2 separate regions of the Homo sapiens genome follow, and region 2 is linked to region 1. Evidence: chromatin loops called from intact Hi-C (ENCODE). Cell type or tissue: ovary. All regions are shown on one strand. Each heading gives the region's core, and the rest is flanking DNA. Links, peaks and the distances in the headings are about the cores only. Region 1 holds the start of LOC124905107 (a long non-coding RNA gene). Region 2 has its middle 29 kb from the start of LARGE1-AS2.

Region 1 (16,701 bases), core at 4,250-12,249:
GAGACAACAGAGGGATTTGTTCCATTTGAGAGAACAGATTTTTCCCATCATGTGGTTGCTGGATCAAACGGAACGCATAGGAGCAAGTGAGGAGGACCCAGCTTTCTTCAGCCCAGCCCTCCCTAGCACTGCTCCAGTGGGGCTGCCTTCTCCTATATATCCAATCCCCAGGTGTCCGTGAGACAATGAGCAACCCAGGATTAAGAAAAACGTTCCCTTCTCTTCCTAAGCACAAGTGGTCAGGTGAGAGTGTGTGTCTCAATGGGAACATAACTCAATCTCTAGTGAATTCTGAACAAGACAATGACTCAAGTCCAGAGTTAAACGCACTAAATATGATGCATAAATTACCTCTTCTGACCATCCAGGCGGCATGTCTTGCTCAATCCTCAGGAAAAAGAAAAGAAAAACTTACTCAAGCACCATAAACAACAGAAAGCAATATGAACTCTTATTTTTCTTTAAATATTTCATCTCTAGTTCTTTCTCATATTCAACTCTTTTAAAGTTCCACATCATTCCTGTCCCTAAACAAACTTAAAGTACAACATTCCTATTTCTAGGATAGTGGAGAAGACAGTGAGGGGTAAGAGATCAAGGGACTGGGATGGGTAATAATAAGGAGGGTATGATAAAACCCACTTCAGGAGTGTCACACCTTGAATACATAGCAAAAATGATTGACTGACTGAGAAATCAGACCACATATCCCTTTCTGAAAGAAAATGATGAAATGAATTTCCTAGAGTCATAGAGTGAGATATTGGGAGATAGAATTTCAGACATCTATCTTGAAATTTGTTGAGTTTCTTGGCACTGTAAGTTAATGTTGTTCATCATATCTGGAACATTTTGTCCATTCTCTCTTCATGTGCTTTCTACCCCTTTTCTTTCTCTTCTCTTTCTAGGATTCCCCTCATACATATATTAGTATGCTTGATGATGTTCCACAGATGTTTGAGGTTCTGTTCAGAGAAAAACCTTTTTTAAATTATTTTTCTTTATTCTTTCCTTTTAAAAATAATTGCTAGCTTTGATGAGGCTGCAGAGAAATAGGAATGCTTTTACACTGCTGGTGGGAATGTAAATTAGTTCAACATTGTGGAAGACAGTGTGGAGATGTGCCAAGGAAATCCCTTTGACACAGCAATCCCATTGCTGGGTATATACCCAAAGGAATAGAAATCATTTTATTATAAAGATACATGCGTGGGTATGTTCCTTGTAGCACTATTCACAATAACAAAGACATAGAATCAACCCAAATGCTCATCAGTGATAGACTGGATAAAGAAAATGTGGTAGGCCAGATGCAGTGGCTCATGCCTGTAATCCCAGCACTTTGGGAGGCCGAGGCAGGCGGATCACCTGAGGTCAGGAGTTCGAAACCAGACTGGCCAACATGGTGAAACCACGTCTCTATTAAAAATACAAAAATTAGCCAGGCATGGTGGCAGGCACCTGTAATCCCAGCTACTCAAGAGGCTGAGGCAGGAGAATCTCTTGAACCCAGAAGTGGAGGGTGCAGTGAGCCGAGATTATGCCATTGCACTCCAGCCTGGGGGACAAGAGTGAGACTTCGTCTCAAAAACAAAAAAAAAAAAAAAAAGAAAAAGAAAAAGAAAAGAAAAGAAAAGAAAGTGCGGTACATATACACCATGGAATACTATGCAGCCATAAAGAGGAATGAGATCATGTGCTTTGCAGGGACATGGATGGAGGTGAAAGCCATTAACCTCAGCAAACTAGTGCAGGAACAGAAAACCAAACACCACATGTTCTCACTTACAAGTGGGAGCTGAACAATGAGAACACATGGATACAGAGAGGGGAACAACAATGGGGAGAGTCAGGGGAGGGAGAACATCAGGAAAAATAGCTAATGTGTGCTGGGCTTAATAACTAGCTGATGGGTTGATAGGTGCAGCAAATCACCATGGCACACGTTTACCTATGTAGCAAGCCTGCATATCCTGCACATGTACCCCGGAAATTAAAATAAAAATTTAAAAATTGCTTGCTTTTAATTGATATTTTCTATTTGGTGAGTCATAACCTCAAAACACTACACATTCTATTATTCCATTTATGTAACCTAAGAAAATGATCAAATTTAGTGATGGAAAACAGATCAAAGATTGAAAGGAATTAGGGATGGAGAGGTGACATTACAAAGGGGTAGCATGAGGGAGTTTCTTTGGGATGAAGAATCAGGTTTTTATCTTAATTGTAGTTGTGGTTACATGCATGTATACTCTGATGCATTTTCATAGAATACTCAAAAAAAGAAACAAAAGCAAAATACAAAAGGATATGAAAACTGGTGAAATTGCAATAAGGTTTTATACCTTATTATTATACCAAGGTCAATCCCACGGTTTTGATCACTGTATTAGAGTAATGTAAAGCACGTTGTGCACATGTACCCTAAAACTTAAAGTATAATAAAAAATATATATATACGCACGTATTAAAAAAATAAAAGTCATCGGTGTTAGTCCGTTCTCACACTGCTATGAAGAAATGCCCGAGACTGGGTAATTTATAAAGGAAAGAGGTTTAATTGACTCACAGTTCTTCATGGCTGGGAGGCCTCAAGAAACTTACAATCATGGTGGAAGGCAAAGGAGAAGCAGGCACCTTCTTGACAGGGCAGCAGGATGGATTGAGTGCAGGCAGAGGAAGTGCCAGACACTTAAAACCGTCAGATCTCATGAGACTCGCTATCACGAGAACAGCATGGGGCAAACGGCCCCCGTGATCCAATTACCTCCACCTGGTCCAACCTTTGACACGTGGGGATTAAGGGAATTACAATTCAAGATAAGATTTTGGGTGGGGACACACACAGCCGAACCGTATCATCATCGTGGGAAGTTAAGTTAAAAGCGTATGTGAGCTCTATTATTTTTGCAACTTCTATTTCATTCTAAAACTATTTTAGGGCCAGGTACAGTGGCTCACGCCTGTAATCCCAGCACTTTGGGAGGCCAAGGCGGGCGGATCACAAGGTCAGGAGATCGAGACCATACTGGCTAACACGGTGAAACCCCGTCTCTACTAAAAATACAAAAAATTAGCCGGGCGTGGTGGTGGGCGCCTGTAGTCCCAGCTACTCTGGAGGCTGAGGCAGGAAAATGGCGTGAACCCGGGAGGCAGAGCTTGCAGTGAGCCGAGACAGCGCCACTGCACTCCAGCCTGGGCGAAAGAGTGAGATTCCGTCTCAAAAAAAAAAAAAAAAAAAAAAAAAAAATTAGCAGGCATGGTGGTGCATTCCTGTAGTCCCAGCTACTCGGGAGGCTGAGGCTCAAAAATCACTTCAATCCAGGAGGAGGAGGTTGCAGTGAGCCGAGATTGCACCACTGCACTCCAGCCTGGGTGACAGAGCAAGACACTGTCTAATAATAATAATGTCTTTTAAAAATTCTAAGTCCACTTGCTAAGAGGCCATGCAATGGGCATACTCCAGGCTATCTGTGCAAATCGGTTTCAGAAAAACAAATGCCACTTGCCCAATTGCCTTCTAGTTAAACAATAATGAGGCCACTAGCCCCAGGTCAGGAGAGATCAGAAAAGTAAATACTCAGCGAAATCAAAGTGTTGAACTATTCACCTCAACACCTTGACCCTCAGCAAGTGAGACAAGAACGGGACAGGTGAGAAAGCAACCATCGAGGCCAGGTGTGGTGGCTCACGCTTGTAATCCCAGCACTTTGGGAGGCCGAGGCAGGCAGATTACGAGGTCAGGAGATAGAGACCACGGTGAAACCCCGTCTCTACTGAACATACAAAAAATTAGCCGGGCGTGGTGGCAGTCGCCTGTAGTCCCAGCTACTCGGAGAGGCTGAGGCAGGAGAATGGCGTGAACCCGGGAGGCGGAGCTTGCAGTGAGCAGAGCTCGCGCCAATGCACTCCAGCCTGGGCGACAGAGCAAGACTCCGTCTCAAAAAAAAAAAAAAAAAAAAAAAAAAAAGTAACTATCGAAAAACTTCATCTGTAAGTCATGATGCTTCAGGAAAGTGAAAGAGACCTTCCTATGAGATTTGCAAGTGGGTGTACTGTTTAAGGACTAGAATAATTAAATACATCTCTTATATCAGAACTGCTTTCCCTTCTTTTAACCTGCTATTATAGCCCAAGGTAAGGAACCGTGTAAAACCTACAAAGTTTCTACTTTTGTCCCCATCCCTCTCTGTCCCTGAGTCTGTTCTCTCTCTCTCTCTCAGTGTGCCACTGTGATTCTGTGTTTGACTGTTTTTCCTTTTTTAATGGCCCTTTTCTGCCTTCCTTTATCCCTATTCCCAGATGTTCTCTCATGTCTCATTGCCTATTCTCTCCCTAGCCTCCTGTATTAGTCTGTTCTCACGCTGCTAATAGAGACATACCCGAGACTGAGTCATTTATAAAGGAAAGGGGTTTAATGGACTCACAGTTCCACATGGCTGGGGAGGCCTCACAATCATGGTCGAAGGCAAAGGAGAAGCAAAGACACCTCTTAAATGGTGGCAGGCAAGAGAGCATGTGCAAGGGAACTGTCCTTCATAAAACCATCAGATCTGTGAGACGTAATCACTATCACGAGAAAAGTATGGGAAAGACCCACCCCCAAGATTCAATTACCTCCCACTGGGTTCCTCCCATGACACATGGGAATTATGGGAGCTACAATTCAAGATGAGATTTGGGTGGAGACACAGCCAAACCGTATCACCTCTGTATTAGTCCATTTTCATGCTGCTGATAAAGACATACCTGAGACTAGGCAATTTACAAAAGAAAGAGGCTTAATTGGACTCACGGTTCCATATAACTGGGGAGGCTTCACAATCATGGCAGAAGGCAAGGAGGAGAAAGTCACATCTTACATGGATGTGCAGAAAAACTCCCGTTTTTAAAACCATCAGATCTCATAAGACTCAGTCACTATCACGAGAACAGCCCAGGAAAGACCCACCCCTATGATTCAATCACCTTCCACCAGGTTCCTCCCATGACACATGGGAATTGTTGGAGTTACAACTAAAGATGAGATTTGGGTGGAGACACAGCCAAACCATATCAACCTTCATAACTATTTATTTGTGTATTTACTTATTTATTTATTTATTTTTTTGAGACAGGATCTCACTCTGTCACCCAGGCTGGATTGCAGTGGCACAATCACAGCTTATTGCAGCCTCGACCTTTCTGGCGCAAGGGATCCTCCCCCCTCAGCCTCCCAAGTGGCTGGGGCTACAGGCGTGCACCACCATGCCTCGCTAATTTTTGTGTTTTTTGTAGAGACGGGGTTTCACCATGTTGCCAGGCTGGTCTGGAACTCCTGGGCTCAAGAAATTCTCCCACCTAGGCTTCCCAAAGTGCTGGAATTACAGGCATGAGCCACTGCTTCTGGCCTCCATAACTATTTAAATATAATGTTGAATTAAAAGTCATTATTAGTATTTTTGTACTTAAAAATTTAATTTGGAAGCTCAAGTTTTTATGAAGCAAAAGAGTTTTTACTTTTGATTTATCAGCCTAATAACTCCTCATGTATGATAGAACACACAGCACTTAAATTAAAATTTATTACAGGGAGTCTGGTTGTCTAAGATTTTTTCTGGCCTTTCAGCAACCACAGATTCTTTGGTCCTTCTTTGATGTGTCCACCCTCCTCAAGTAGCAAATCATTTGCTTCTTTTATTCCTCCTTGATTCTCACCACATCACTTCCAGACTGCCCTGGGAAAACGAAATTCTTCATCTATTATCGTGCATGTAACATACACTTTTAAGACGATAATTTATTGTTTCCCGTCTTATACTTTCTTTTTTAGGCTCTGGTTATTGTGTCCTGGGACATTTAGGGCAAGGTAGGAAGCAGAAGCTTCTTTAAAGGTATTTCCCCTATTGGTTTTTATTTCTAAAAGACTAAGGCCATTGAAGAAATTAGGCCTCCTTTATTTCTTCCTGGAGAGAGATGAAACAGTTTTTCCTTTGAGGAAGATGTTGAAGAAGGGATTGTTCATATAGTAAAAAAATATTTCAGGAGATTATGGAGAAAATTTACTGGGTCCTGTAGGAAGAAGAAACAATTACCTGTGCCAGGGCACTTATTTTTATTTTTTTAATACTTTAAGTTCTGGGGTATATGTGCAGAACGTGCAGTTTTGTTGCATAGGTATACACGTGCCATGGTAGTTTGCTGCACCCATCAACCCGTCATCTACATTAGGTATTTCTCCTAATGTTATCCCTCCCCTAGTCCCCTGCCCCTGACAGGCCCCAGTGTGTGATGTTCCCCTCCCTGTGTCCATGTGTTCTCATTGTTCAACTCCCACTTATGAGTGAGAACATGCAGTTTTTGGTTTTCTGATCTTGTGACAGTTTCCTGAGAATGATGGTTTCCAGCTTTATCCATGTCCCTGCAAGGGACATGAACTCATCCTTTTTAATGACTGCATAGTATTCCATGGTGTATATGTGCCACATTTTCTTAATCCAGTCTATCATTGATGGGCATTTGGGTTGGTTCCAACTCTTTGCTGTTGTGAATAGTACCGCAATAAACATATGTGTGCATGTGTCTTTATCGTAGAATGATTTATAATCCTTTGGGTATATACCCACTAATGGGATTGCTGGGTCAAATGGTATTTCTAGTTCTAGATCCTTGAGGAATCACCACACTGTCTTTCACAATGGTTGAACTAATTTACACTCCCACCAACAGTGTAAAAGCATTCCTATTTTTCCACAACCTCTCTCTCCAGCATCTGTTGTTTCTGAGCCAGGGCACTTATAAAGAGAATGTGTGCTGGGTTAAAGATGACTTCTCACTTTAAGCCTTCAATATATTATTTTTCATAGTGATCATAAAGCATTTAATAATTCAATAAGCATATTTAAGAAAAAACCATGTTCAGGGAGATTAAATAAATACAAAAATTTGCAGTACAATGAAAATCAAAGACAATCACTCCTTCAACTAAGTCAGTCCTACACTAGGATGAGTGCTGTGATGAAGGAACCAAAGGAACTAGAGAGGTTCAGGAAAGTTAACTTCCCCGTAAACCAGCAAACCAAATTTGAAACTTGATGCATTTATTTCTAAAGTCAATGAATGATCTTGTGCCAGTACAGGCTGTAAGTCTACCCATGTCATAGTCTGCACTCACAAAGAACTCCCTTTTTTTTTTTTTTTTTTTTTGAGACAGAGTCTTGCTCTGTCGCCCAGGCTTGAGTGCAGTGGTGCAATCTCTGCTCACTGCAAGCTCCGCCTCCCGGGTTCACGCCATTCTCCTGCCTCAGCCTCCCGAGTAGCTGGGACTACAAGCGCCCGCCACCACGCCTGGCTAATTTTTGTATTTTTAGTAGAGACGGGATTTCACCGTGTTAGCTAGGATGATATCAATCTCCTGAGCTTGTGATCCGCCCGCCTCGGCCTCCCAAAGTGCTGGGATTACAGGCGTGAGCCACAGCGCCCGGCCAAGAACTCCTTTTTATTTCCACATTCTATGTTTTAGGATAGTGGTCATACCTGTCTTAATAACGGCAGTCATTGAGCATGTAGAAGTTGCTGGACCTCCAGCACACCCCAGGCCCCCAGAAGAAGTGGGGCCTCCTGGTGCACCAGGTAAGAAGTCTATTTCTTTTGCTTTAAAATGCCCCTCTCCTTTTCTCCTTTTGTTTGGGAATGTCATCCTTCTCCTAGGCTCAGAATCTTGGAAAACTGATCATTGTAGAGTGATCATCAGCCTGAATCATAGATCCAGTGGAAAAAAATGAAACTTCCTGGACCCAGATTTCTTTTATATGTGAAGAGTCAGATTCATAGGTGGAGGCAGATTTATGGTAGGGGCTGTGAAGCAGTTACCACTTGTGATCAAAGAGTGCTGGGGCTGGGTCATCTGCCTGGTTTAGAGCCAGGAAAGAAAGGCAGCAAAAACTTTAGCAGGAAAACAGCCCCAGGAGAAGAGCAGGATTGAACCATATTAACTGGGCAAATAACAGATTATCCTTGGGTTGGCTCTCAGTGAGCACATGGGTGTAGTAGAAGGATTCATCTTAGACACTACCCACTGTAGAACAGGCCTGCAGAAGTCATTTCCTTTCCAGGTTGGCTCAGGAGTGGATGGGACTTGATGCCCCTCTGCCTGTAGCTGAGTAAGGCTGGGTTGGATGAGAGTTTCAGGGAAGTCCACACATTGTGCAAAGTTTCCCTTGCTTCTAATAGAATAGTCACTGGATATCCAGGTGTTGTCCTGCCTTGGGTTCAAGAGGCTATCGGTTTGGTGACTTCCAGTCTCATTTATCTCAAAGATAAAAGACCGAGATCCTTGGATTCAAAATCTCCAGGAAAAACAATATCATTAAATACATTTTAGATTAATTGAAGTTAGGGGAAAATAAACAACATTCCATAAATTTGTTGCTACATTTTTCTAAACCTTCATCATGAGCACAAAGCCTAATCTAAAAGTGAGAAGCCGACCGGACACAGTGGCTCATGCCTGTAATCCCAGCACTTTGGGAGACGGAGGTGGGTGGATCACTTGAGTTCAGGAGTTTGAGACCAGCCTGGCCAACATGGCAAAACCCTGTCTCTACTAAAAATACAAAAATTAGCCGGGCACGGTGGCACATGCCTGTAGTCCCAGCTACTTGGGAGGCTGAGGCAGAAGAATTGCATGAACCTGGGAGGCAGAGGTTGCAGTGAGCTGAAATTGCTCTACCGCACTCCAGCCTGGGCAACAGAGCAAGACTCCATCTCAAAAAATAAAAATAAAACAAAATAAAATAAAATAAAATAAAAGTGAGAAGCCAACAGAAATAAAATAATAGTTTATATTCATTTAGAACTATTGTTTCCCTGACACTGTGGTAAGTACTTTTATTGGATTGTCTCTTTCCTATCTTCTTGAAGTTTCATAATAGTCCTATGAGAATATATGATTGTTTCCTCCTCCTCTATTGTGTGGTCAAAGAAACAGAGACTCAGAGAATTTAAGTAATTGGACTAGGTGCTGGATAATAGGACAATAGGACAGAAGGACAGAATGTGGTTTGCTCTCTTTATAAACCAAAAGTTCATATTCTTAAAAATGATGCTATGCCAACTGTATTAGTCTGTTTTCATGCTGCTGATAAAGACATACCCAAGACTGGGTAATTTATAAAGAAAAAGAGGTTTAGCAGACTCACGGTTCCACATGGCTGGGGAGGCCTCACAATTATGGTAGAAGGTGAAAGGCACATCTTACATGGCAGCAGACAAGAGAGAATGAGAACCAAGTGAAAGGGGTTTCCTCTTATAAAACCATCAGATCTTGTGAGACTTATTCACTACCATGAGAACAGTATGGGAGAAACCACCCCCATGATTATTAATTCCCACCAGGTCCCTCCCACAACATGTGGGAATTATGGGAGCTACAATTCAAGATGAGATTTGGGTGGGGCCACAGCCAAACCATATCACCAACAAAGCAATATTTTTTTTACAATTAACCTAAAACAGATTGATAGTGTTGAATTGACACCCTAATCATTGCTTGGGATGTTAAGGGCAAAACAGGAAACACCTGAGCAAGCATGGGGGATTTAATATAAATCCTGGGAACTTGGGAAGGCAATACAAAGCCTTAAGATGCAATTAGTTTCATGACCATTTAGGTCCAGAAATAGCCATGGTTGAAGTCAAGGATAATGAAGCTTGGGACATGTGATCCAGGGAAAGCTAAGTATATGGATCAAGGCAGGGTGGGAAATAAAGGAGTGGGTATTACCTTCCAAGGTGGGTTGTTTTGAGGGCTCTGTTAGGGGAGGAGAAAACTGAAGCTGATATTAGAACCACAAATATTAAGGTAAAAAAAAAAATAAACTGGAGATCTATATGTCTCAAAGAGAGCTTGTGAAGTTCCATAGCCATGAAATGAATGACTAAATGTGCCCACTGAGTTGTCAGCTTCTCGTTGGTTGTTTCTCATTTTTTCTGGAATGTCCTGGTGCCCCAGGTTTACCACAATATACAGGAGAAATAAGTGAAATGACAAAATGCCCCTGTCCTGATATAGAAAGGTCAGCCTTTACTGTGAAGCTCAGTGGAAAACTTCCTCTTCCTTTCAAGCCCATCATCTTCACAGGGGTCCTGTACAATGCCCAGAGGGATTTAAAGGAGGCCATGGGAGTCTTTGCTTGCAGGGTGCCTGGGAATTACTACTCCAGCTTTGATGTTGAGCTGCATCATTGCAAGGTGAATATTTGGCTAATGAGGAAGCAAATTTTGGCTAATAAGGAAGAAATTTCTAAGCAGCAAAGCATTCAAGAGGTGACTTGGGTGCTGTTAAAGGCATTCAGTTTCATAAGGGAGGCAGAGCATAAGAGTTCAGAAAATTTGCACCCTGACAATGTGATAAAAAAGAAAAACCCATTTTCTGAGGGGAAATTCAAGCTGGCTGCAGAAATTTGCATATGTAATGAGGAGCTGAATGTTAATCCTCAAGACAATGGGGAAAATATCTCCTGGACATGTCAGAGGTCTTCACAGCAGTCCATCAAATCACTGGCCTGGAGGCCTAGGAGAAAATGGTTTTGTGGGACAGGCCCAGGGTCCCTGTGCTGTGTGCAGCCTAGAGACTTGGTGCCCTGTGTCCCAGTTAATTCAGCTGTGGCTTCAGAGGGTGCAAGCCCCAAGCCTTGGCAGCTTCCAAGTGGTGTTGAGCCTGTGGGTGCAAAGAAGTCAAGAATTGAGGTTTGGGAACCTCCAATCAGATTTCAGAAGATATATGGAAACCCCTGGATGCCCAGGCAGAAGTTTGCTGTAGGGGTGGGGTCCTCATGGAGAACCTCTGCAAGGGTAGTACAAAAGGGAAATGTTGGGTGGGAGCCCCCACACAGAGTCCCCAGTGGGGCTCCATCTAGTAGAGCTGTGAGAAGAAGTCCACCATCCTCCAGACTCCAGAAGGGTAGATCCACTGACAGCTTGCAGCATGTGCCTGAAAAATCCACAGACACTCAGTGCCAGCCTGTGAAAGCAGCAGGGATGGAGTCTGTACCCTACAAAACCGTAGTGGCAGAGCTGACCAAGACCGTGGGAATCTACCTCTTGCATTGTCATGACCTGGACGTGAGACATGGAGTCAAAAGAGATCATTTTGGAGCTTTAAGATTTGACTGCCCCACTGGATTTCGGACTTATATGGGGCCCGTACCCCTTTGTTTTGGCCAATTTTTTCCATTTGGAACTGCCGTATTTACCCAATGCCTGTACCTCCATTGTATGTAGGAAGTAACTAACTTGCTTTTGATTTTACAGGCTGATAGGCATAAGGGACTTGCCTTGTCTCGGATGAGACTTTGGACTGAGGACTTTTATTTTTTCATTTTTTTTTTTGAGACAGAGTCTCACTCTGTCATCCAGGCTGGAGGGCAGTGGGGCAATCTCAGCTCACTGCAACCTCCACCTGCTAGGTTCAAGTGATCCTCCTGCCTCAGCCTCCCAAGTAGCTGAGATTACAGGCATGTGCCACCACGCCTGGCTATTATTTGTATTTTTAGTAGAGACAGGGTTTCACCATGTTGGCCAGGCTGGTCTCAAACTCCTGACCTCAGGTGATCTGCCCACCTCGGCCTCCGAAACTGCTGGGATTGCAGGCACGAGCCACCACACCTGGCCAGGACTGTGGACTTTTGAGTTAATGCTGAAATGAGTTGAGACTTTGGGGGATGGTTTGGAAGGCATGAATTGGTTTTGAAACGTGAGGACATGAAGTTTGGGAGGGGCCAGGGGTGGAATGATATGATTTGGCTGTGTCCCCACCCAAATCTCATCTTGAATTCCCATGTGTCATGGGAGGGACACAATGGGAGGTAATTGAATCATGAAGGCAGGTCTTTCCCATGCTGTTCTCGTGATAGTGAATAAGTCTCACAAGATCTGATGGTTTCAAAAAATGGGAGAGTCCCTGCACAAGTTCTCTCTTTGCCTGATGCCATCCATGTAAGACATGACATGCTCCTCCTTGCCTTCCACCGTGATTGTGAGGCTTCCCCAGCCACGTGGAACTGTAAGTCCAATTAAACCCTTTTCCTTTATAAATTACCCAGTCTTGGGTATGTCTTTATCAGCAGTGTGAAAACAGACTAATACAGGTGGTATCTCATTGTGCTTTTAATTTGCATTTCCCTGATAATCAGTGATGTTGAGCATTTTTCCATGTGCTTGTTGGCCATTTGTATATGAATTCTCTATTCATATCCTTTGCCCACTTTTTGATGGGAGCATTTGTTTTTTTCTTGCTGATTTGTCTACTCCCTACTCTCTTTCCTCTCCTTCTGTTGCTTCCTTTACACATTTGTCAGTTCAGTTAATGGGGTCCTTCATTTCTCTCAGACTGTTTATTTTCCCTCATTCTTTTTTTCCTTCTTAGGATCACAAAACTTTTCATTTTCCTTTAAGTTTGCTGATTCTTTCTTCTGACAATTCAAATTTACTCTTATACCCCTCTAGTAAATTTTCTATTTCAGTTCTTTGCTGTACTTTTTAACTCCAAAACTTTCATTTTCTTTTTTATTTTATAATTTATATCTCTTTATGTGCTATTCTCTATCTGGTAAACTAGCTAGCCTATGGTTTAGCTTGCTATTCTCATGGAAATACAAGCCTCTTCTTAATTGCTTACCACCAAAATCTACATTGCCTTTAAGGGAACCCTTAGGCTTGACTTTCCCCATGCTCTTTTCCAAAGCAAGTTAGCTCCTTTGGGGAAAGAAATGACCTTTGTTTGTGGTCATTGCCTTTCTCTCCCCACTTGCAAATAATCTCTGGGCCATTTCTTCAGAGCTAGTGGGTGCAGAGGTGGTCTGATTCTTTTGGAGTGACACTCTTGCTTTATGATCAGGAAACTGGGCTGGAGGGCTGCCTCTGGTCTCCTTGGCTTGCTTCTCCAGTAATGGAACCTCTGCCCTATGAATGAGTTGGGTGGGAGAGGTTAGAGCCCCATTATTCTCAGCCTGCTGTGTCTGGGATAGAGCTTCCTATGAGTAAGGGCTTGGTGGAAGAACTCTGGGCTGCCCTCTCCTGGAATTCAGCCTCTGGAACATGGATCTGGGAGGGGGTTGCAGGTGGTGGGAAATGCTGGCAGCCTCCCCCTTCTGGGAAGATGCTGTGGTCCTCAACTGGGAGCTGGGGGAAGAAAGACCAGTCTAAGTGGCTCTACCCACCCAGAGCAGTGCTCCATCATACAGAACAGTGGGTGCAGTGGGGAGAAAAGGGGATGAATTGTAGCTCAAGTGCTACAGTCTCTTGTTCTTACTGAGATTTAGTAGATGTGATGGTTAATATTGAGTGTCAACTTGATCGAAGGATACAAAGTATTGTTCCTGTGTGTATCTGTGAGGGTGTTGCCAAAGGAGATAAACATTTGAGTCAGTGGACTGGGAGAGGCAGACCTACCCTCAATCTGGTGTCCTCTAATCAGCTGCCAGCATGGCTAGAATACAGCAGGAAGAAGTTGAAGGGATTTGAATTGCTGAGTCTTCTGGCTTTCATCTCTCTCCCATGCTGGATGCTTCCTGCTCTCGAACATCAGACTCCAAGTTCTTCAGCTTTTGGACTCTTGGACTTACACCAGTGGTTTGCCAGGGGCTCTCAGGCCTTCAGCCACAGACTGAAGGCTGTACTATTGGCTTCCCTACTTTTGAGGTTTTGGGACTCAGACTGGCTTCCTTGCTCCTCAGCTTGCAGACGGCCTATTGTGGGACTTCACCTTGTGATTGTATGAGTCAATATTCCTTAATAAACTCCCTTTCATATATACATCTACCCTATTAGTCCTGTCCCTCTAGAGATACAGAAGATTTTCTTGAAAAAAATATTTCTTTACTTACTACATGCCCTTAGGACAATTTAAAGATACTTTACATTAAAAAGAAAATATTTTTAACAATTATGGTTGCTGGTGAAGGAGTCATTAAAGCTCTTCATGCCGCCATCCTGGAGATCGTCTTTGCCCACAAATATTAACAAGTAGAACATAATATCTACTGAAATCTATGGAAAAAATTATTTACACTCTGAAAGGGGTCAAGTTATTCTCAGAATCTCTCTCTCTCTCTCTCTCTCTCTCACACACACACACACACACACACACACACCACTTTGAAATTCACATAATCTATCTTCCTTATATGACAAAAAAGAATAGCTCTAAAAACTGGCCTTAAAGATGCATATGAAGGGTTTGACAAACTTCAATGTTCCTTGTAGAACTTGTAGAAGTTACATATCACTGAGAAGTGTTAGTGTTTGAAGAAAAATATGGAAAATATGAAGACGAAGTATATGACCTACATTTTATCTGCTGCATTCATGAAGCACTCAAAATTTATGGCAAAATAATTTTTTTGTTTTTAAATATTTCTTGCCTTTTTATAGTTACAGTTATATACGTATAAAATACATATAATTTATATCTATATTATACTTATATGTATGGATATAATTTTCTCATCCAAAGGACAATTTTTAGAGTAAAAGGGACAGTAGTTATAATGCTCCCAATACAATATGAAATGGTATTGGCATGATGTACATAAACTGAGGTTGTTCCAAGCCATTTAAGACAAGCACCCACTCTACATACAATATGAAGTGAATTGTGAAGGCACCAGGTATGCTTTTGGTATATGTAAGATTAGTTTCTTGAACATATTTCTAATAGCTGTTTCAAGTTTTGTCTGCTAAATCTAATACCTGGGCCTCTTTAAAGACTATTTCTACTGACTACTTTTACTCCCTGCAAAAGGGTCACACTTTCCTGTTTCTTTACATATTCTACATTTTTTATATTTGAATATCATTACTAGTAGATTGTAACAATTTTGGATTCAGATGTCACCAATTTATTCCATACTCTGCTGCCATTGATGTCTCTTACAGCTCAAAATTACTGCTTACTTAACAACAAAACAAAACAAAACAAGACTTTTTTTTATACCCTAAGCCTGGCTTTCTGGGATTGTCACAGGGTCAGGATAGGTTAGTGGTCAGCCAATGATTGATCAGAGCTTGTGCTTAAACAAAGATCAGGCAATGTTCAGCTCTGTCTGCCTTTACTTTCTGTGTTTGCAGCCTTCCTAGTTAGCCAGGGACAATTGGCTTTGTGCTGCTCCTTCTGGTCTTTTCCTGAGCTTGAAAGAAGCCTGTGCATGTGAACAACCTTCCAGACCACAATGGATAAATATGATCTTATCAAAACCCTTGTTGGCTCTCGCATTCCCCCAAACCCCTTGTTAAATTTCTCGTGGGTCTATTGCTTGCTCCAGCTAGTATGAAGAGCTCAGACTAGCTGTGACATTGGCCTTCCCTGATCATTTGCTCCTTAAAACACTGTTGTTTTTGGCAGTGCCCTTGGGCATATTTCCCTCTTACTGCTGAAAATAAAGTCAGTAACCTCTGCTGCCAGTCCTCTCTGCCTGCCACACACTGATAGAACTTCTACACTCCAGAGCTGGGAGTTAAATAAGAGTAACCCCAAGGAAGAAACCACAGGCTGTCCTTCCTGAGATTCAGTGGACAGTTTTGAATAAATACTCAGTTTTTGGTATGCATTGGTCATTTTCCAAAGTTTTTAATGTTTGTTTTTGGCTATTTTGCCCAGTTTTATTATTGACTTTTGAGAGGATTGCCAAGCTCATCACTCAACGATTTTCAAAGGCTCACCCTCAATTAATTCAATTTTGATTAACTTGGGTTTACCTTGGCAAGCACAGAGCCTGGCTGGCACATGTGAGGATGTCAGTAGAAGGATTATTATAGCAAAGCAGAAAGTTATCAGAACATATGGAGAGCAAGGGAGAGAGAGAGACATTCGAGGAAAATGTTTGGGCTCTAAATTAGGAGGAAAATCTGTAGTGTCCTACATTTAACCCTGATTTGAACAACTAAGCCACTTCCTCTACCTGGCATCATTTTTTCAGCCTATGAAATTATGGATTTAGATGACAGGAAATGAGACATATTCCTTCTCTCATGTCTCTGGAATAGTCAGAGATGGGTTCACAAGGTGATACTGATGAAATGACCAAGAGAAAGGGAAGAGCCAAAACAAAGTTGATTGGCATAAGAGGCCCAGGCTTGACTATGAAAATTGGAGGTGGCTGGCTATCAAAGGTTGGTGAACATAAGTGTTTCAGTTTGAATGTCAATGGGTCAACTTTCCTTAATATATTTGAGATTTAGCTATTCTGGTTAAAAAAATAACCCCAACTTCAGCCTCATGAGACCAAAAAATCAAATATTGAAAGAAATCAATGTATTAAACCATTCATCACAATGTTTCAAAAATCAAGCAGATATATCAGTAATAGGACAGGTAAGAAGATGGTCACCAAAAGAGCTTCAATGCCCAGAGAGAGAGGAAAAGCTCTTTCCATGAGCGTTGCAGGTAAGTTTTCTTATTAGTATCTATCATAATAAAATTAACCCATTGCATGAGTACAGAGCACTTTCTAAAGCACTTTCTTTTCCCTGCATGTGATTTTTTTTTCATTAGAACAACTCTGGAAGACAATTACCCATAATTCTGGCCAAAAAGAAAGACACCTGCTCAACCTTGCCAATTGGATATTGCAAATAGAAGAGATTAGAAAGAGTAGAAGCCAAATCTAGCGACCAAGACTCTTGCCTTCCATATAGAATTAATATCAAATCATTCACATT
Region 2 (16,701 bases), core at 5,551-13,550, 59 kb after region 1:
TATCACTATACACCTATTATTAAGGCCAAAATCGAAAACATTAACCATATCGAATGCAGACAAGGATGTGAAGCAACGGGAACTATTACTCATTGCTTCTGGGAATTCAAAATGGTACAGCCACTTTGACAGTTTGATAGTTTCTTATAAAATTAAACATAATTTAGTGTATGATCCAGCAATCACTCTCTCTGGTATTTATCTAAGTGAATTAAAAACTTATGGTCACACAAAAACCTTTATTTGAACATTGATAGTAGCTGTATTCACAATTGTCCAAACTTGAAAGCAACCAAGATATTTTTCAGTAGGTGACTGGGTAAATAAAGTGTAATACATCCAGACAATGGAATATTATTCAGTGACAAAGATATAAGCTATCAAGCCATAAAAAGACACGGAGAAAATTTAAGTGCATATTGCTAAGTGAAAGAAGCCAATCTGAAAAAGCTACATACTGAATGATTCCAACGATATGGCATTCTGGAAAAGGTAAAATTGTGGAGACAGTAAAAAAGAACAGTGTTTGCCAAGGATTAAGGTGATAAGAGGGATGAATTGGTGAAACATGAAGGATTTTTAGGGCAGTTAAACTATGTTGTATGAAACTATAACAGTGAATCCAACTCATTATAAAGTCATAGAAACCCGTAGAATATTTAACACCAAGAGTGATCCCTAATGTAAACTATGGGCTTTGGGTGATAATGATATGTCAATGTAGGTTTACTGATTGTAGCAAATGTACCACCGTGGCATGAGATCTTGAGAGGGAAGAGTCTGTGCGTGTGTGAGGAAGGGGTGTATGAGAACTCTCTGTAATTCCACTCAATGTTGCTGTGAATCTATAACTGTTCTAAATATAGTTTACTTACAAAAATTAATAAAACCGAAAGTCTGTTCTTTGAAGAAATTCATAAAATTGTTAAGTCCCTTTGAAGACTAATAAGAAAATAAGACAGAAAACACAATTAACAATGTTAAGAACAAAAGAAGCTCTATTACTAGTGATCCTACTGACATGAAAGAATATTAAGGGAATATTATAAAGAATTTATAAGTTTGACAAATTTGATCAAAGAAAAATTACTAGAATTTCTACCTTATCAAACCAGCACAAGATAAAATAGAAAATCTGAATTACTCTGTAGCTATTCAAGAACTCAACTTTAAAAAGTTCTTTATAATAAAAACCTACAAAAAAATTCTAGGCATAGTTTCACTGTTGAAGTCTATCAACCAATTATGGGAAAAAAATCAATCGCACACAAATCCAGAAAATAAGGAAGAAACAACATTTTCCAATTCATTTTATAATGCCAGAATAATACTGATACCAAAACTTGACCAAAACATAACAAGAAAATAATATATCAACAAATACTTTTCAGGAATATAGATGCAAAAAATCACCAAATGTTAGCAAATCAAATCCAGTGATACGTAAAAAAGGTGATAAATCATAACAAGGTTTATCTCATGAATGCAGGTTTGTCTTAACATTTGAGAAGTAGCTACTGCATTAACAGAATAAGGACAATCAATTATGTTGATTAATGTAGCAAAAGTATATGACACAATTCAGTACCCATTCATAATGTACCTCCCAGCGAAATAGGACTAGAAAGCTTCCACTACAATCTGAAAAAAAAGTCACATGCAAAAATCTTTGAGCTAACATAATTCTTAATGTTGAAACACTAAACACTTTCTCCTAAAGATTTGAAATTAATTAAGTATGACCACTCTTATTACTTCTACTCAGCATTCTACTGGGAGTCCTAGCCAGTGGAATAAAGTAAAAAATAAATAAATTAAAGCATAAGTATCAAAGAGAATGTGATTGTTTACATTGAAAATTCTAAGAAATCAAAAACAAAGTAAAGTAAAAATCTATTAGACTTAATATGTGAGTTTAGCAAGGTCACATGATATAACATCAAAATACATAAGTCAATTGTGTCTCTACATGTTAGCAGCATTGAGAAATAAAATTTTGAAAATTAATTCATAATATAGAGATGAAATATTTAGATATATAAATTTATGTATCTATATATTTTCTAAATGTTCAAAGCCATCAGTTCAGCAACATGGTGGGTTCATGAATTATGTATCCTGTCTCCATTAGTGTCAGAAATAGATGCATGCTTCTATGCTCAATTGATTTTTGAAAGGCACCAATGTGATTCAAAGTACAGCCACTATGAGAAATAGTATGGAGGTGCCTCAAAAACACTAAAATTAGAACTACCATATGATCCAGCAGTCCCACGACTGGGTATAAATTCAAAGGAAATGAAACCGATTTGTTGAGGAAGTATTTGGTCCTCCATGTTCATTGCAGCATCACTCACAGTAGTCAAGATATGGAATCAAACTACGTGCACATCAATGAATAAGCTCAATAAAGAAAATGTGGTATATGTACATAATGAATACTATCCAGCTTTTAAAAAGAAGGAAATCCTGTCATTTGTGACATGTACAAACTTGGAGAACATTATGTGAAGTGAAATAAGCCAGAAATAGAAAGACAAATACTGCATGATCTCACTTATATGTGGAATCTAAATAAGTTGAACTCATAGAAGCAGAGAGTAGAATTGTAGTTACCAGTGCTCAGGGATGGGAGTGAGGTGGGATGGGGTGGGGAAATGTTAGTAGAAGAATAGCAAATTTTAGTTACATAAGGGAAATAAGTTCAAGAGATCCATTGTACAACATGGTGACTATAATTAATAATGATGCACTGTAGTCTTAAGAATCACTAAGAGGAGGCCGGGCGCGATGGCTCACGCCTATAATCCCAGCACTTTGGGAGGCCGAGGCAGGCAGATCACGGGGTCAGGAGATTGAGACCATCCTGGCTAACACAGTGAAATCCTGTCTCTACGAAACAAAATACAAAAAAAAATTAGCCGGGCATGGTGGCGGGTGCCTGTAGTCCCAGCCACTCGGGAGGCTGAGGCAGAAGAATGGCGTAAACCCAGGAGGTGGAGTTTGCAGTGAGCTGAGATCGCACCACTGCACTCTCCTGGGCAACAGAGTGAGACTCCGTCTCAAAAAAAAAAAAAAAAAAAAAAAAAAAAAAAAAAAAAAATCACTAAGAGGATAGATTTCAAGTGTTCTCCCACAAAAAAATAGTGTGTGCGGTAATGTCTATATTAATTAGCTTGATTTAGCCATTCCACAACGTATGCATATTTCAAAACATCATATTGTATATAATAAACATACTCAACTTATATGCATCAATTAAAAATTTTTTCCAAAAAAGAAAATGTTTTTGCTGATAATAATTAAATAATAAATAAATAAATAAATACTCTTGTTCATAAGTCACCCATCCTATGGTATTTTGTTATAGCAATCCAGACAGACTAAGACACGAAATTAACGAGAAACTCTTACTGGACACTAATGGAGACAGGATGCATAATTCACGAACCCACCATGTTGCTGAGGCCCAATCTGCTCATTTTGAACCGGGTCAATTCTATCCCAACAAATAAGGAGGGGCAGGTACAACACAGGTCCATCATTAAGGGGAAATGGGATACAGAAGACTGAGCTCACACCGGGCCTGCTGCAAATGCTACTCAACAATAGGCAGCCTCTTGTGGCATCCAATAGAGGATGCATGACTCATATCATCCTCAAGCTGCTGGGCTGAGAGAACATTACAAAGAGTAGCTAAAGCAACAACTAAGGTGGGGGTCACTGCAGGGCACCTTCAATGGCTGAACAATGAGGTTGACTAAAGCCATCTGGACTCTAAATACAAGCACACAGCAGAAGGGAACCAGGCACTGAATCACTTGCTTAGATATAATGACAATTGGAGCTGGAGGAGTTGCCAGTCTCATTCTCATGGGAGTCCTATTGCCCACACTCATACTCTGAACTACCCTATATGATAGCTGGACCACTGCCAATTTGGATCTCATGTGAGGGGATCTGCCTGCTTTGAGTTTCTTGACTTCCAGGAAGGCACTTGCAGGAGGTTGTGGGACAAGGGCATCTCTCTATTGCCTGTCAGCAGTAACCTATAAAATAGGCGCAGTCATGGGCTATGTCAAGGTGGTCGCCAACATTGTCCACCCAATGGGCTTCAGTGATCGTGGACACAAGGTGTGGGCACTCTCAGCCAGGGTTGGGTGCCCAGTAAAGTTATGATCCCTGGGCAGAGCCAGAAAGACTAGGCAATACAGGCCAGTCAGGCAACCCCCATATTGATGGTTTAAGAGCATCTGAGATCCCAAGAGGTCCACAAAGCTGGAAAGAGTGGGAATATTAACCTTTCTTCTCATTTCTACAGTAGCCGTTGGTGTGCCTCACAGGACAACATCCTGATAAGAATTAGCACAGCCATGCCAAGAGGAGGCAAATGCATACAATGCTGGCTTTGTCGTCCCAGAATGAAGTCCCCCATGCTCCCATTGTAATGGCTTGGCCAGTACACAGTGACTTGGATTTTCCTCAAGACAAACAAACTCACTAAATTCCCTAGTCAAGGTGGTGATGGATGACTAAATCATCCTCAGTTATCTGATGGTGGAAAAATCTTGGACATTCTGCCTTTTTCTTTCTGAGTTTCTTGATTCACACACACACACACGCACATACACACACTCACGATACTCACTCTTTTTATTGCGCTGCTTTCTAGTTGAAAGAAGGGATAACCACATGACCTCTACTTCCCTAACTAGAGAAAGGATCTCCAAGATTAACAGATCTTTGTAAAATTTGTGAGTGGTTCCAATAATGAAGACTGCCACATGATTCCCCATATGGAGGTTGTAAGGATGGAGGACAAGCCCCATTGCTGCTGGCATGTGGGAAAGAGCATTGTGGAAATGGAGTGGTGAGATGGTCAGCTGGGAAGAGAGGGCACAGACTGTTCCATCAGTTTTCCACACATTCACAGAAGCAAGGAATATTCATCGCAATATGCCCCAGATCCAGAGTTAGGAGTCGAAGGTAAACAAGTATGAGGAGGTAACAGTATCGCAGGGAGAGGGCACAGCAAGGACAGCCAGGCTTGCTGCATCTAAGCTTTTGATACCAGAATTCACAAGAAGTTGTCCAAAGGGACAAAGGGCAACCCCAGGGAATAGCCAGGCTAGTTCATCTGTCTACACTACTGGGATTATCCATGCTCATACTTTTATGAGATAATTAATATTTAAAACTGACTTGAATTAGCAGTAAGCAATGAGAATAGATGTGTAGCTTGGTTAGTATTTTTCAGCTCTGCAGTGATAGCACTGTATAAACAAAACATTTTTTTTTTTAGCAGCAGCTCAATAGTGCTGGGGGGATTATGTAGAGAATTGGGAAAGTAAGATTTGCTCTTAATACCAGGTCTTCTTGGAGACTGGGAAGAGTACTGTTACTCCCCAGCCTTCTTAATTTCCATAGAGTACATAAAAAGAACAGAGTTTGAATATTTCCTTCTTCAGACTTTAATTCCTATGGCTTAGACTACAGCCAGACCACGTCCTCCTTCTCCAGCTGCAATACAGCTCCTTCTGCAGCTGCAATACCACTCCAGCTGCAATATGGCGGTTCCTGCTCATAGCCATCCTTGGCCACAGCATGTTTATTTCTCATATGGATGCCATTCCTCATAATACCCACATTTGCACAGCTCTGAAACAGCTCAAATTCAAAACCAAAGTGGTACACACTAGGGATGGTACAGGTGAATCCTTCACCAGAGAAATGGAAATGGAACTGAGTATTATAAAGGGCTTCCTTGAAGACAATGGGCTAGAAGGGCACTGGGAGGGGTCCGATCAGTTTCACCACAAATGCAGATCTTGGTGGGGATGAACGTTTTTCAATATCTCCTTCTACTGCTCTTGGTCTTTGTTCTCCATAGAAACCAGGGATTCCTAGACTCCAAAATAAGCAGAAGGTAGAAATAGTTGACTTTGAAATCATGCATTTTATACTCAATGCATTTCTCCCTTCACTGCTACTTTCTCTTTTCTAGTCAAGGCTCAACTTAAGCATCTTGTATCCTGGGAAATCTTTTTTTGCCTTTCCCATATTCGGTAAAACTCTCTCCTCTGCACCCTGGTAATAGCAGCACCTTGTGCTAAGTTTTATCACAGCCCTTAGCATTATGAATTGTAATTTTTCTTTTTAAACACCTGTTTCCTTGACTAGGCTGTGAGTCTGTGTTTTCTTCAATGTGGTATCTTAAGCACTCTCACAGTGTGTAGCATAGTTGACAGTTTATGTATGTTTGCTGAATGAATTATTGAATACATTCATAAGATGTTTTTTCAATATTATTTTACACAACTGCCCATAGGGTTTCATTACATAAAATAGAGAGTTAAAGATGAATATTGGGATATGATGATGGAAACAGATACAGTTATGTAAAAAGTACATTCTGCTACAACTAAAAAAGAATTTAAACAGCAGTTCCTAAATTTACTTATTATTAGAACCATTGACAGAGACAGTAAAAATAAAATCGCATCTTGGCTATTCTCTGGCTTTTCTGAATCAGAATCTCTGGAGCGGTGCGCCCAGGAACTAACATGTTTAATGAGGTCCCTGTTTAGCAAAGCCCATAGGTCAGTCTGATGCACAACCAGGTTCAAGAATCCCTGTGTTTGAAATAATGTCATTGGTTTTCAAAGGGGCTTCGTGGTGAGATCAGATAAATTTAGAACTAAAAGGAGACCTCAGATTCCTAGTCCGTGGTTTCACCCATAATACCACTCTGCCCCCAGAGTTACAGGTGCTGTTGAAATGTTGGCCAGTGGTGCTGGCAAGGTGAGCACAGACATGAGTGTAACTCTGTGAGTGCCACAACATAATCTACAGGGTTTCTAGAAGGGTCATGTAGGCATTGGTGAGTGGCCCTTTCAGCGTCCATGTTTCTTTGTCCAAAATACATTACAGGAACTAAAATATTTAAAATCATAAAAATTTAAAATTGAACAGAACCAACCATGGAAACATATTTCTTATGATGTGTTCACTAAGCACATTAATCATAGATTTTCCCCACTAGTGTATCAACACAGACTGAATCCTTAAACCTTTTAGAACTGGGCTCTTATATGACTTCAAGCATAATCAGAAATATTTTTCTGAAGATTCTTATATGAAAACTGAACATTAAGCATATCTAAATATACTTCTTATTTTCCAACCCTGGATTAAGGGTCAAACTAGAAATCTTTTCATTTTCTCTTCTGATTTTAAGAAAACTACCTTAAAAACTAATCTTAGTATCTATTGTTTATGAAAGGCAAGTGCAGTGACTACATAAAATTTTGTGGAAGAGTTTTACATATCATTAAGAGTATCATCAGTAAAAGGAATTATTATTTGCCCTTTTAGAGGTGAAGGAACTGAGACATCCGAAAGGTGTTTTGATGAATATCTCACTTGTGTGTTAACTCAACCCTCAAATCTCCTTGATGCTTTATTGGAACCACTGCCTATTAAAAGAACTTTCTTCATAATCACCATCCCAGGTGTGAGGTGGCATCTCACTGTGGCTTTGATTTGCATTTCCCAGATGATTAGTGATGCTGAGCATTTTTTTCACAAACCTGTTGGCCATTTGTGTGTCTTCGTTTGAGAAATGTCTTTTCAGTTCTTCTCCCCTTAAAAAAAAATCTGGTTGTTTACTTGCTATTGAATTGTATGAATTTCTTACATAGTTTGGATATAAACCTCTCATCAGATGTACAGTTAACAAATATTTTCTTCCATTCCATGGGTTGTCTCTTTGCCCTGTTAATTATTTCCTTTACTATGCATAAGCTTTTTAGTTTGATGAAACCCTATTTGTCTATTTTTGCTTTTGTGGCCTGTGCTTTTGGGGTCATATTCAAAAAATCTTTCCCCAGATTAATGTCAAGAGGCTTTTTCTCTGTTTTCTTCTAGTGGTTTTACGGTTTCAGGTCTTACATTTAAGACCTTAATTCATTCTGAGCTGATTTTTGTGTATGGGGTGAGATAAGAGTCCAATTACATTCTTCATGTGTGGATAATCAGTTTTCCCAACACCATTTATTGAAGAAATTGTACTTTCCTCAATGTGTGTTCTTGGTATCTTTGTCGAAGATCAATTAACTAATAAATTAACATTTTGAAGTTGCATTTTAATTTTTCCATTGTCCTACTTTTCATTTTATTTGTTTTTATTTTTCACATATAACTTTATTCTGATTCTGTTTATGATGTGTGTGTGTGTATGTGTATGTGTGTGTGTAATACTCTGGATGCAATGAGGAAAAAAGAATAAAGAGGGAGAGACTGAGAGAGAAGAGTGTGGGTAGACAAAGGAATGAAAAAAGTATAGTTTAGTTAATTTCTGGATATTTTAACCTAAATCACTAAGTACAACCCATTTTATTACTTTTTAAAAATATTATAATCAGTGAAAAAGCAAGAGAGTTTAAGGAACGAATGGGCAGGAAACCATTCAAAGAATATTGAGAAAAGCAAAAAGAGAGACAGTAAAGAAATCAAAGGAAGAAATGATAAAATAGGAACATCACAGCAAATCACATATGAGTAGAGTGATAAAGAAAGAAGCAGAGATAGATATAAGAAATCAGGAAGATAATCAGAATGCATTAATGTGCTATACAGTGCATTACACATCTGGTTAACATAATATGGATGTCGGCCGGGCACGGTGGCTCATGCCTGTAATCCCAGCACTTTGGGAGGTCAGGCATGAGGTGGGCAGATCACTTGAGGCCAGAAGTTCAAGACCAGCCTGGGCAACATAGTGAAACCCCATCTCTACTAAAAATATAAAAATCAGCTAGGTGTGGTGGTGCATGCCTGTAATCCCAGCTACTCAGGAGGCTGAAGCATGAGAATTGCTTGAACCCGGAAGGCAGAGGTTACAGTGAGCTGAGATCTTGCCATTGCACTCCAGCCTGGGTGACAGAGTGAGACTATAAAAAGTAATTTATATATATATGTGTTCATATGTTTTATATATATTGTTTTTATATATTATATATAATGTTTTATATATTATATATGTTTTATATATTATATATGTTATATATATTAAATATGTTATAGATTATGTTTTATATGTTATATATGTTTATATTTTATATATAATTTTACATATATATAAAAACATAGATGTCACATTATTAAAACAATATATTATTTAACAAAATATGATAAATTTTATACTGTCTGCATTATTCATGTCATAAATTTTTATACTTACTTTTTATAATTCACAGTTATTTACATAAAGACTAAAAGAGAATTGGCCCCAATTTGACTTCTTCTGTTTCAAAATCTATGGTATAGCTAAATGAAATATGTTTCTTTGTCCAAAGTTATGGTGAAATTGTTTCCTGGGGTTGTTATGGGCATAAATTAATTGCAGAAGAAAGTGCTTTGAAAAGAGTTCTAAACAAAGATAAATGGCTTATTTTATTGCAATCGTCCTTAACATATAAACTTACCTGAGACTTGCACGGCATGAACTCTTAGTCATTCCTCAGATATCCAGACTTAAGGACAGAAGGTCATTTGCCAAGTTTTTTTTAGCTGTCATTTTCCTATCCCATCAATTTGATTTTCAAGGTTTAGAGATGGAGAGTTTATTCAATTGATTAAATTTTGGATTTTAGTCTCTTCTGAGCCTAATGTCTGGGTTATATGAAATATTTTTAGTATAGATATTAAGAGAAGTTGACATTGAATGTTAAGAACTTCTGTCCATCCACTTCTTGCAGTCTCTACTAAGATTAAGGGTCAAAACTGGGCCTTGGAAGTAGACAAAGTTTGGTTTGTTGCTTCTTCTCTGGCCTCTTCTCAAGCCCCACCCTGCAGGCCACATTCTTGAGATGCCAGGGACACGGAATGATAGTGCTGGAAGACTCCTAAACTTCCATATTCCAACTGCGTAATCTTACAGAAAGGGGAATAGAGAGCCAGAGTGAAGGAGTGACTTTTGCCAGACCAGTCAGCATTACACCTAGGTTGATAGAAAGAGTGCTTCTCTTGACTCTCAGCCCAGAGTCTTAACCATCTGCTATTCCCCAAATCTCTAGACAACTCATTGCTCCGATATTTTAACTACCCTGTCAACACCCTAAAGTTGCCCAAGGTTTTTCAGCTTGCTAAGGGGATAATACATTAAAGGAATAAATTAACCAACTATTTATTTTTTAAAATCTGTGTTCAAGCATTTATCAGGAAGTGGTGTAGTATATGTGCCTGTATCAAGTTATTAGAACCGTCATATCTCAATCAAGATTTAAATTGGTTACTTTTAGTATAGAAAAATACCCTTCTTTCAAACAGATGCTCTTAAATATAATAACTATATATCTCCAAAAGGGGTAAGTTGACAACTCCATAATTAGAGTAAGACATTTGGGCATTCCTCACTCAGCAACTGGTAAAATGGTAAGCAGAGAAACGATCTGAACATTATGAACTATTCTGAACTAACTGGTATCTGTAGAAAACTCGACCCAATAATTGCAGAATACATATTAATTTTAAGATTTTATATTATATTTATCATTATTGGCTATATTTGGGGTCATAAAATAAGTTTTATTAAATTAAAAGATTGAAATTACCCAGAATACTTATCCGACATCAGCAGAATTAAATTAGACACAAGTAACAAAAGGGTAACTAAGAAAACCACAAATATTTGACATTAAATTATAGATTTACAATAATGTATGGGTCAAAGAAGAAATCAAAAAAGAAACCAGAAAACTGTTTGAATTAAATGAAAATGCAAATATATCAAAATCTAGATGATACAGCTAAGGCAATGCTTAAAGAAATATTTATGACACTCTACACTTCTATTAAAAAAGAAGTAGTGCCTAAAATTAATTTCTTTTTTCTTTTTTCTTTTTTTTTTTTTTTTGAGACGGAGTCTTGCTCTGTCGCCCAGGCTGGAGTGCAGTGGCGCGATCTCAGCTCACTGCAAGCTCTGCCTCCCGGGTTCACGCTATTCTCCTGCCTCAGCCTCCCAAGTAGCTGGGACTACAGGCGCCCGCCACCACGTCCCACTAATTTTGTTTTTGTATTTTTAGTAGAGACGGAGTTTCACCGTGTTAGCCAGGATGGTCTCGATCTCCTGACCTCGTGGTCCGCCCGTCTCAGCCTCCCAAAGTGCTGGGATTACAGGTGTGAGCCACCACACCTGGCCTAAAATTAATTTCTTAACATACCACCTTTATGAACCAGAAAAAGAAAAGCAGAGTAAACCCAAAGTAAATTAAAAAAAAAAAAAAGCGTAAGGATAAAAACCGGTATCAACAAACTGAAAAAGAGAGAAACAACGGAGAAAGATAAGAAAGCCAAAAATTGTATCTTTGAAGAGATCAATGAAATTGATAAATTTCTAGCTAAACTAGGCAATAGAAGACAAAAGAGTACATATAACATATAGGAAAGAAAGCAGAGTTATCACTAAAGATGCTGCAGACTTCAAAAGGGTATGAAGCAAATATCATGAACAACTTTATGGCATTCAATTTAGTAAGTTAAATGAAATGGGGAAATGTATTTTTAAAAGCAATTAGCTAAAACAATGCAAGATGAAACAGAAATTCTAAACAAACATATGTCTATTAAAAATAAAATTTGTAATTAAAAATTATTTTTATTAAGAAAACATTATGCCCAGATTGCTTCACTGATAAATTATATCAAACAGCAAATGAATAAGGAAATTCACCTTAAATAAAATTTTTCGCAAAATAGGGAAGAGGGAACAGTTACTTCATTCAACTTTGGGATCTCCATAACAATAAGAGTAAATACTAATAAGAATATTATAAATGAAAGAGCAAAAGGATGAGGAAGAGAGAGGGAGAGAGGAAACGAAGAATAAGGAGGAGGAATAAAAAAAGTAGAAAGAAGAAGAGGAGGAAAAGAGGGAGGAGGGTGAGAAAGGATGAAAAAAGAAGAGAAAAGAGAATTACAGGCCACTATGCCTCATGGCTTTACACTCAAAAGTCCTTAACTAGCAAAATGAACTACTCATGACTAGCATAATGTAAAAAAATACATACATACAACATACTAGCATAATGTGTAAAACTGATAATTCCCCATGATGTGGTTTTCCCAGAAATTCCATGTTAGATTAACATTTGAAAATTAATCAATTAATTCAATATATTAACAGAAAAAAAGCACTTTTGATTATTCAACAGATACAGAGAAAAACATTTGAGAAAATGCAAATACACTTTCATGGAAACAAAACTCAGAAAAATAGTAAGAGAAGGAATCTATTAAAGAAGAGCTACAAAAATCCCACTGCCAACATAATTAATGGTGAAATATTAAATATTTCCCACAAGAGTGGAAACAAAGCAAGGATACCTGCTCTTATAACTTGTATTCGATTTTGTATAAGAGGTTCCAGCAGTGCAGTAAGGCAAAGATACATAAAATAAAACAAAGAGCACAAATGTTTGAAAGGAAGGAAAACTGTCTTCATTTACAGAAAATGTGATTGTTTATATATAAAATTCAAATAAATTATAAAAATAATTACTAGAGTTAAAAAGTGAATTTATTAAATTTGCAGAATATAAGGTTAATAAAACTCAATTGTCTTATCTTCTAGAAATAAAAAAATGGTAAATGAAATTAAAAATTAATTTCATTTATACTAGCACCAAAAACATAAATGTAAATTTACTTAGGATTAATTTAATAAAAGAAGTATAATAGCCCTACTATAAATACAGAGTACTGTTGAGAGAACTTAAAGAAGTTCTAAATAAATGAAGATACATACAATATTTCTAAAATGGGAGTCTCAATTTTGTAAAGTTGTCAATTCTCCTCAAATGAATCTATATATTCAATGCACTCCCAATCAAAAGCCCAAAAGGCTTTTCAGAGGCACTGATAATCTAATCCTAAAATTGTTATGTAAATATAAAAGGCCTAGAATAGCAAAGCAATTAAAAAATAAGTGGTAGAACTGATATCAAAATTGACTATAACTCTATAGCAATCAAATCAGTATGGAATTGGTATATAAACAGACATATGGATCAATGCCACATAATAGAGTCCAGAAACAGACCCACTAAAATGTGGTCAAATGATCTTCAACAAAAGGCTGTGCAACAAAAAGAGAAAATTTTTATATCTATATAAAACATTGACATTGACCCTCAGCTCAAACCACATGTGCATACAAAAATTAGTTTGAAGCGGATCATAAACCTAAATGTAAAAGCAAAAATATGTAACCTCCAGAGCGGTGTGGTGGGTGGGGGGAACAGGAGAAAGACATTGATTAGGAAAATAATTTTTAAAAATATAACAAGTACAACGTATTAAGAGAAAAATACTAATGAATTGAATTGTATAAAGATTAAGAGTCTTTGCTCTTTGAAAGACATCTTTAAGGAAAGACACTTTTAAGACATCTGCAAGCTATGACATAAAATGTATATATATCTGAGACAGAGTCTCACTCTGCCACCTGGGCTGGAGTGCAGTATCATGATCATAGTTCGCTGCAGCCTCAAACTCCTCTTTTATTAAATTTTTATTTTCAGATATTTAGGGGGCACAAGTACTGATTTCCTACATGTGTATATTGCATAGTGGTGAAGTCTGGGCTGTTAGTGATTCACCAGAATTCTTAGAATTTTTAGAATATTCACCAGAATAGTGAATATTGTACCCAGTAGGTGATTTTTCAACCCTCACCTCCCTCCCACCCTCCAAACTTTTATAGTATATATATACACCGTGACACACACACACACACACACACACACACACACACACACACGTATCTAAAATACTATACTACATGGAATGTGAGATACATGTATATAGAACATTGTCTTCATCCAGTCCTCCGTAGATGGACACTTAGGTTAATTCCATACCTTTGCTATTGTGAATAGTGCTGTGATAAACACACTAGTGCCAGTCTCTTTTTGATATAATGATTTGTTTCCCTTTGGGTATATACCCAGTAGTGGGATTGCTGAATTGAATGATAGACTTTTAGTTCTTTGAAAAATTTCCATGCTGTTTTCCATAAAGGTCATACTAAGTTATATTCCCACCAACAGTGTATAAATATTCCCTTTTCTCCACATCTTTCCCAACATGTTGTTTTTTGACTTTCTGATAATAGCCATTCTGACTGGTGTGAGATGGTATCTCATTATCTCATTGTGGTTTTAATTTGCATTTATCTGATGATCGTGATGTTGAGCATTTTTTAATATATTTGTCAGCCGCTTGTATGTCTTCTTTTTAAAAATATCTCTTTGTGTCCTTTGCTTACTTTTTAATAGCGCTGTTTGAGGTTTTTTTTTTTCTTATGGAGTTGTTTGAGCTCCTTGTAGATTCTAGATATTAGTCCTTTGTTGGATGCATAGTTTGCAAATACTTTTTCCCTGCTGTAGGGTAACTGTTTACTTTGTTGATTGTTTATTTTGCTATGCAGAAGATTTTTAGTTTAATTAAGTCCCATTTATCTACTTTAGTCTTTGTTCCATTTGCTTTTGAGAACTTAGTCATAAATTATTTGCCTAGGCCAATGTTCAGAAGAGATTTTTCTAGCTTTTCTTCTAGAATTTTTATAGTTTCAGGTCTTACATTTAGGTTTTTAATGCATCTTGAGTTAATTTTTGTATATGGTGAGAGTTATGAGTCCAGTTTCTTTCTTCTCCATATGGCTATCCAATTTTCCCAGCACTATTTATTGAATAGGGTATTATTTCCTTAGCATATATATTTTTTGACTTTGTCAAAGAGCAATTGATTGTAAGTATATGGCTTTACTTCTTGGTTCTCTATTCTGTTCTGTTAATCTATGTGTCTAGTTTTATACCAGTACCATGCTGTTTTAGTTACTATAGCCTTGTAGTATAATTTGAAGTCAGCATATGAATTTTTGGAGGACACATTCAGTCCATAGTACGTGCCTGGTACGTGCAGACACTTTTTTTTTTTTTTCTTTTTTTTTGAGACGGAGTCTTACTCTGTCGCCCAGGCTGGAGGGCAGTGGCACAATCTCGGCTCACTGCAACCTCTGCCTCCCGGGTTCAAGCAATTCTCTGCTTCAGCCTCCTGAGTAGCTGGGATTACAGGCACCTGCCACCACACCTGGCTAATTTTTGTATTTTTAGTAGAGATGGGGTTTCACCATCTTGGCCAGGCTGATCTTGAACTCCTGACTTCGTGATCCACCCACCTCAGCCTCCCAAAGTGCTGGGTTTACAAGTGTGAGCCACTGCGCCCAGCCGACACTCTTTTAATTGCTAGGAAACGTCAATGAACAAAAGTGACGAAGATTCTTCCCCTTGTAAACTTTCATTCCAGCAGGGAGAGACAGATAAATATAGTAAATAAGTAAATTATATAGAACATAAAATACTATAAATCACAATGAGATATTACTTTACATCCATTATAGTGGTGATATCAAAGAGAAAATGACAAGTTGTGGCGAGGATGTGGAGAAGTCAAAACCCTCGTACGTCGCTGGTGGGAATGTAAAATGGGGCAGCCACTTTGGAAACTATTTTGGCAGTTCCTCAGAAAGTTCAGCAGGGAGTTACTATGTGATCCAGCAATTCCACTCCTAGGCATATACCCAAAAGATCGAAAACGTATGTCCACATAAAAACTTCTCAGAATTTATTCATAACAGCATTATTCATGTTAGTCAAAAAGGAGAAAAAACTGGAATGTTCATCCACTGATGAATGAATAAACAAAGTGTAATATATCCATACAACCTGGATATATCCTACAACCTGGATGAAATTTGAAGACATTATGCCAAGAAAGAAGGCAGGCACAAAATGCCACAGATGTTGTGATTCAACTTATATAAAATGTACAGAATAGTCAGATCCATAAAGACAGAAAGTAAATCAATGGTTTTCAGGAGCTGAGCAAAGGAAGCATTGGAGAGGGAGTGCTAGTGGGTTCAGGGATTCTTTGGGGGATGATGAAAATATTCTGGAATTAGACAGTGGTGATGATCATCACAGCTTTGTGAATATCCTAAAAAATCACTGAATGGTATACATCAAAGAGGTGATTTTTCTGGTATAAGAATTATCTCAATGTTTTTTAAAAGGTCATGGTTGCTATGAAATGAAAGAAAAATAGAATAGGGCCGGGTGCAGTGACTCATGCCTATAATTCCAGCACTTTGGGAGGCCGAGGCTGGGGGATCACTTGAGGTCAGGAGTTCGTGACCAGCCTGACCAACATGGTGAAATCCCATCTCTGCTAAAAATACAAAATTAACCTGGCATAGCAGTGCATGCCTGTAATCCCAGCTACTTGGGAGGCTGAGGCAGGAGAATCACTTGAACTTGGGAGGCAGAGGTTACAGTGAGCTGAGACTGTGCCATTGCACTCCAGTCTGGGCAACAAGAGCGAAACTCCATCTCAAAAAGAAAGAAAGAGAGAAAGAGAGAGAGAAAGAAAGAGAGAGAAAGAGAGAGAGAGGAAGGAAGGAAGAAAGAAAGGAAAGAAGGAGAGAAGGAAGAAAAAGAAGGAAGGAAGGAAGGAAAGAAGGAAGGAAGGAAGGGAGGAGAAAAGAAAACATAGAACAGGTAAGGGGTAACTGAAATGGATTGGGCAGACAGCTTGTAATTTTGAATAGGGTGGTCACAATTATTTTCACTGAGAAAAGGACAT

The links. Peaks named below come from ENCODE experiments on the same cell type or tissue, not always from the same donor. Only the 100,000 strongest peaks of a DNase experiment are listed, where the experiment ranks them.
Region 2: a loop joins it to region 1, with 5 times the contacts of the local background. A loop is called at or near these places in 3 of 110 quality-filtered maps.

What each region holds. Positions count from the first base shown.
Region 1 is chr22:33,127,089-33,143,789 of GRCh38, forward strand. It overlaps LOC124905107 (a long non-coding RNA gene), which reads left to right and starts at 7,469. Exons shown (of 2, transcript XR_007068072.1): 1 at 7,469-7,614. It also overlaps a transcript of LARGE1 not described here. In ovary, for the core only: no CTCF peak of the experiment used is centred there; no DNase peak of the experiment used is centred there.
Region 2 is chr22:33,184,858-33,201,558 of GRCh38, forward strand. It overlaps a transcript of LARGE1 not described here. Among named protein-coding and RNA genes, the nearest start is that of LARGE1-AS2, 29 kb to the left of the region's middle. In ovary, for the core only: no CTCF peak of the experiment used is centred there; no DNase peak of the experiment used is centred there.